Linked DNA regions of Homo sapiens: region 1 is linked to region 2. A link is a contact called in ENCODE Hi-C data. All regions are on one chromosome and are shown on one strand. The core of a region is the stretch at or near the end of the contact, and the rest is flanking DNA. Distances in the headings are between cores, read along the strand shown.

Region 1 (3,082 bases), core at 377-2,876, 7.3 Mb before region 2:
AATTTTGCTCCTTCAGGGGACATTTAGCAATGTCTGAAGACATTTTTGATTGTTACAACGGATGGAGTGCTACTGGCATCCAGTGGGAAGAGGTCAGAGACGCTGTTAAAAATCCTGCAAGGCACAGGACAGCCCACTACAACCAAAAATCATCTGCCCCAAAATGTGAATGGTGCAGAGGCTGAGAAACCCTGAGTTAAGGAATTTGCCCCAGGTTAACGAATGAATGTCACACCACGGAATAGATTAGAGCAGTCCAATAGAGCATTCTGCAATGATGGAAACAGTCTATAATCTGTGCTGCCCTATATAGCAGCCAATAGCTACATGTGGCTATTGAACACTTGAAATACGGGTAGTGTGACTGAGAAACTAAAGTTTAATCTTTAATAATTTAAATTTATAATAGCTACGCACGGCCAACGGCTACTCTACTGGACAGAACAGAAATACAATTCACCTTTTCTGACTCGCAGACTGGTATTCTTCCAGTTTCACAGCCTGCTTCTTTCCAATTTTCTGAAATCACTCACTCACTTGACTTTAACACTAAAATGTGACTGGGAAAAAACCCACAAAAGTAAAATAATACTGCAGAAAAAAAAATAAATAAAACATCCCCAGTTAAACTTTCGCTGTTTTGTACATTGGGAAATAAAGTAAAATATCAGATCATTGTTACACATACATGTAACAAGACTGCAGAAGCAAGAAAGGTCAAATTATTTCTACTTCCACTTGCAGGGAAGGGTGTTATAACACAGATAAAACAAAAAACTCTCTGAGCCTTGAGATCACGAGTTTTCCGACCTGATTTCTCTACTTGGTCACTAACAATCTCCTTCACTTCTCAGAAGCTGGGTAAGAAACCAGGCTGGTCAGCATCACCTGCAAATTCTCCGGCTTCTGACTTCTCTCTCACCACAGAGACAACTCTCTGATTTGCTGGTTTGGGTGGCACCGCACCGAAGACTCACCATGTGCCATGCACTGTGCAAAGCACTACCCATACATGATGTCACTTCATTCTCACTGCAGCCCTTTGTGGCACCGGGAGGTTAAAAAGCTGGGACCAAATCACACAGCCAGTCAGGAGTAAAGCAGGGACTCCCAGATATGGCTCCCAATCTGCTCTTAAACACTGCGCTAAGGTAAGGGCCTAAAACCTGGGAAAGTAACCCTGGCTGGGAAGGCGTGAGAAGTCCCCCTGGGGAGCAGAGCAGTCAGGGGCTGCATAGCCAGGGAGGGGTCCTGGCGGCTCTTACTTCTCGATCTCCAGCGCTGCCACCTTCCGCTTTTCGTACAGCTTGTCATTGAGGGCGCGCACGATGTTAGGCGTGAGCGGCGCGAAATCCTTCTCGGGGTTCATGGTGGCAGCTGGGGGAACCTCGCGACTCCTTAGCCCGCGGCTGCCGGGGCCGCGCCGGGGCCAGGGGAGTCTGCGGCTCCGCTCTGCCCCCGGCGCCGGCGCATGGACCACGCCGCTCTAGGCTTGCCTGCCACGCTCCGCCGCCTCGCCCTGGAACCCGGGCCCGGACCCCGCTCCAGCACACCTGACCCTGGCCGCTTAACAACTCCCGCCCGGCACTAGCGGGACTCACGAGACAGCGGCCATGTTACTCGAGTCACATGACTCTACAGCACTTCCGCCTTCCGTCGCGAGGGCCCGCCCCTCTCCAGCCACGCCCCCACCGCAGGCCGCAGGTGGATTGGCCACGCCCTCGGAAGGCTCCACCCACACTGCACACACTATCGCGCTGCGCGCCAGGTAGCTGGAGTGTGGTTTGAGACGTGCTTTAATGGGTGTGTAGCTCACGCCCAACTGATGGCACGTGGTGGGCTTCTGTAGACGTTCGTAAGACCGAATGGGTTCTTGGAGTCTGATTCACTTAACATAATTTATTCAATAGTCACCGAATTCACTAGTTCATTCAGTAGTTGGTCACTTACCAATTTCCTAGATGCAGACGTTTCCCTAACTGCAGTAACACTGTCATCACTTTCACCATATTCTAGCCACTTGTATTATCTATTTAATGTTTTCCTCAAATCAACTCACTTTAAAAAATACCTTAAATCTCTTTTAGCTTTGCTTATGCCCTAAAACCATGAGTTTGAATAGGTATATTTTTTCTAAGACACATCAAAATAAATTCTCAATTAAAAATGGCACTACCTGTCTACCACCTAAGATCTCAGGTACCACCAGTGTCTGTCACTCCACCATTTGGGGGTGTGTTTAACATGCTCTGATGCCTAGGAGGGCTGGTTACAGACAGAGAGAAAGGCCCCAGATCTGCTGAGTGCGGGTCTCTAGATAGGTCCCCTGGAAAGCAGCCCCTTCAGCTGCTTCGGGAATCACATTACATGGTGAGACAGAAATCCCAACTATGTGGCAAAATATTTAAAAGCAATTTATGGCCGGAGTGTGGTAAACATGCAGTTAACAGGGAGGTGCATCAGCCTTTCCTATCATAAGCTTTCAGAGTGAACAGGGACTTAGGACAAGGGCTAGATTACAGTGGAGCTCAAAGAATAACAGTTTCAGAATGCATGGTGATACTTTTCTTTAATGAATGAAAAGTGCATATATAGGCCTTATAACAGTCTTGAAAATGGAGTATTTTCCTCAACAGAAACAGGGACGCAATGAGTAAAGGGCAAAAGTAGGCAGAATTCTAGGATGACCTCCAATATTCCCACCCCTTCGTGTTCATGCCCTGTATTATGCCCTCTTTCAGCGTGAACAAGACTTGTAAATATGATGGGCTATGCATCACTCACATGATTATATTATGTAATATCGCAGAAGAGATTTTGCAGATGTAATTAAGGTCCCTAATCAGCAGACATTGAATTAATAAAAAGAGAGATTAACTTGAGTCGGCCTGACCGAATCAAGTGAGTACTTAAAAGAGATTAGAAGAAATTTGAACTGGAAGAGAGACTCTCCTGTAAGGAGTTTAGTCATATGGCCACAAAGGAATGAATTTTGCCAACACATTGAGGGTCCTTGGAAGCAGATCTTTCCCTAGTTGAGCCTCCTGATGAGGATGCAGCTGGCCAGCACCTTGATTTCAGC
Region 2 (3,162 bases), core at 1-2,500:
TTTTATTTTCCTTCCTTCCTTCCTTCCTTCCTTCCTTCCTTCCTTCCTTCCTTCCTTCCTTCCTTCCTCCCTCCCTCCCTCCCTCCCTCCCTTTCTTTCCAGATTCTGGACCTATTCCAGACTTACTAAAGGAAATTCTCTAAAGGTGAGGCAGTTTTTTAAAGACAGCAGCTCTCTCTGTCGTCCATGCTGGAGTGCAGTGGCCCGATCATAGCTCACTGCAGCCTCGACTTCTTGGGCTCAAGTGATCCTCCCCCTTCAGCCTCAATGAGTAGCTGGGACTACCGATGTGCACTACCACGCCCGGCAAACTAAAAAAATAATTATTTTTGGTAAAGACAGGGGTCTTGCGATGTTGCCCAGGCTGTTCTCAAACTCCTGGCCTCAAGTGATCCTCCTGCCTCAGCCTCCTAATGTGTTTGGATTACAGGCATGAGCCACTGAGCCCGGCCTAGCTACCCTGTCTGAGTTGTGCCCACTACACAAAGGTGTCAGCTACATGTGATGTCTGTGCATTTCTGGCCTGGACCGCACATTAAGTGCTCCGTAAACATCAGTCTCTATTATCAACAGTCTCTATTATCAATCAGTCTCTATTATCATCAGTCTCTATTATCATGAGTCTCTATTAAACAACAGTCTCTATTATCACAGTCTCTATTATGTGTTTTGGCTGAAAGAAAGTTCTCTAAAACCAGGAAATCAGGAATCAGCAGTTTTAAGTTCTCCAGGTTATATTTTAACATTGTGTTCATATGCAAAACAAAGGTTGTGAATCAGCACGAATGCTGGCAAGCCCTGGAAGGTTTGTGATCACGGACTTTCACGAGACCCCAAGGCAAGGAGAGACAGAAGCCCAGGACAACAGCATGGGCGCCGCTTTTTAGTCGGGCGCCGCTTTTTGGTCAGGCGCCACCTGGACTACATTTCCCATATCCAATTGCCGGGCTCCTGCAGGATTGGCCAGAACAACGCGGAAGTGATTACGGGTCGCCCAGCAACGGGCGGAGTCCTGGCCCGAAACTGGATGCGCACGCCCCTTCCCTGCGGCGGGGAGGCTGACAAGGCTCCGCTCTATCTCTAGCGCCTCGGAGCGCTCTCCGGCTTTGCTGTCTAGCCCGGCGGCAGCGCGATCTCTTAGGCACTTTCACCGCCTTCCTCTCCAGGCCCTGCCCCTTTGACGCCGGCCGTCGCGATATTGCGGAGACTGGATTTCAGCTTCGTGGTCGGCGGAGCGGCCCCTGGAGGGCGCAGTGCGCAGGCGTGAGCGGTCGGGCCCCGACGCGCGCGGGTCTCGTTTGGAGCGGGAGTGAGTTCCTGAGCGAGTGGACCCGGCAGCGGGCGATAGGGGGGCCAGGTGCCTCCACAGTCAGCCATGGCAGCGCTGCGCTACGCGGGGCTGGACGACACGGACAGTGAGGACGAGCTGCCTCCGGGCTGGGAGGAGAGAACCACCAAGGACGGCTGGGTTTACTACGCCAAGTAAGGGGGCCGCAGTGGGGCCGCGGACGCACCTGGGACCCTGCACAGCCCACGGACGCCACCTGCGCGGGGAGGACGCGCACTCCAGCGCAGCGCGTGCGGTGCAAAGTGAAAGTAACTGTTAAGGAGCTTCAGGGAAAAGGGTCCAGGGTTCCCAGTAGGGGCCGGCCCCCTTGGTGGGCCTCGGGTCCAGCGGGGGTCACCTGGTGGCTTCCCGGCGCGCCCTCTGCTGTTCAGGATGCAGCACTGCGCGGCGCGGCGAGGGCAAAGCGGCCTCATCCCCGCCAAAAAATAAAGATGTTTTAAAAAGCGCACATGCTCAGCTCCCTCCTGCAGGCTCTGGGTTGCAGGGATAGGAGTTTTGTTGTGTTTTGTTTTGTTTTGTCCAGACCGGTATTGCTCAGTCATCCAGGCTGGAGTGCAGGGGTGCCATCATAGCCCACTGTAGCCTCTACCTACTGGGTTCAGACAATCCTCTCATCTCAGCCTCTTGAGTGGCTGGGACTACAAGCGTGCACTACTATGCCCGACTAATTTTTTAAGTATTTGTAGAGACTAGGGTCGCACCATGTTGCCCAGGCTGGTCTCGAACTACTGGGCTCAAGCAGGCCACCTGCCTCAGCCTCCAGAATTGAGATTACAGGCGTGAGCCACTGCGCCTAGCCAGGAGTATTTTTTAGTAGCAGTCCTAGATAGCTTCACTATCATTTCCTGGGAAAGTTTTGGAAACCCCAGCAGAGCCTTCATCTTTAACTGTGTGACCTTGGGCCATTGAAATAACGTTTAATCTTGGTTTTTTCACCTGTAAAATGGGTTGATACGAGGGTCAGTTCAGGCACTGTGCGTAAAGCACATAGCACCGTGTCTAGTAGGTACTCTCTGTTCCTTAACTGTCGTTCCTTGATTGCTCTTAAGATACGACAGTGCCTCTTATATCGGCACCTTAGAATCACCTAGGAAATGTCCTAAATACACGTTTTGGGTCTCCATAGAGAACCTACTGTAGCCGACTCTCAACTTTGGGAGTCTCTTTTTTTAAGCTTTCCAGGTGAGGTGGAATATCACCTGGTTTTGAGAAACATGGATGTAAATCTGATTTTCAGCATCTGGGAAACTTTTTTTGTAAGAGCCTTTTTCTGGGCCCCACTTCCAGAGGGTTTTTCTTTTTTTTTTTTCTTTTGAGACGGAGTCTTGCTCTGTCGCCCAGGCTGGAGTGCAGCGGCGCGATCTCGGCTCACTGCAGCCTCCGCCTCCCGGGTTCACGCCATTCTCCTGCCTCAGCCTCCCGAGTAGCTGGGACTACAGGCGCCCGCCACCACGCCCGGCTAAGTTTTTGTGTTTTTAGTAGAGACGGGGTTTCACCGTGTTAGCCAGGATGGTCTCGATCTCCTGACCTCGTGATCCTCCCGCCTCGGCCTCTCAAAGTGCTGGGATTACAGGCGTGAGCTACCGCTCCCGGCCTTTTTTTTTTTTTTTTTAAAGACAGGGTCTCGCTCCGTCGCCCAAACTGGAGTGCCGTGGTGCGATCTCGGTTCACTGCAACCTCTGCATGCCGAGTTCAAGCGATTCTCGTGTCTCAGCCTCCCGAATAGCTGGGATTACAGGCGCCCGCCACCAGGCCTGGCTAATTTCGCGCTGTTGGCCCGGCTGGTCTCCAACTCCTGGCCTCAAGTGATCCGC

What was found. Hi-C counts contacts between places; a loop is a spot of excess contacts on that map. Pooled maps may share reads with other maps.
Region 1: a loop to region 2 is called in a pooled map, with 21 times the contacts of the local background. The contact joins the promoter of VAC14 here to the promoter of WWOX in region 2. A Hi-C loop is called at or near these places in 5 of 50 pooled maps.

What each region holds. Positions count from the first base shown.
Region 1 is chr16:70,799,532-70,802,613 of GRCh38, forward strand. It overlaps VAC14 (VAC14 component of PIKFYVE complex), which reads right to left and starts at 1,627. Exons shown (of 19, transcript NM_018052.5): 1 at 1,266-1,627. The coding sequence starts at 1,369. HYDIN (HYDIN axonemal central pair apparatus protein) reads right to left here. Exons shown (of 86, transcript NM_001270974.2): 86 at 2,553-3,082. RefSeq lists enhancers at 1,313-1,935, 1,603-1,662 and a silencer at 1,333-1,522.
Region 2 is chr16:78,098,404-78,101,565 of GRCh38, forward strand. It overlaps WWOX (WW domain containing oxidoreductase), which reads left to right and starts at 1,251. Exons shown (of 9, transcript NM_016373.4): 1 at 1,251-1,482. The coding sequence starts at 1,376. RefSeq lists an enhancer at 1,485-1,984.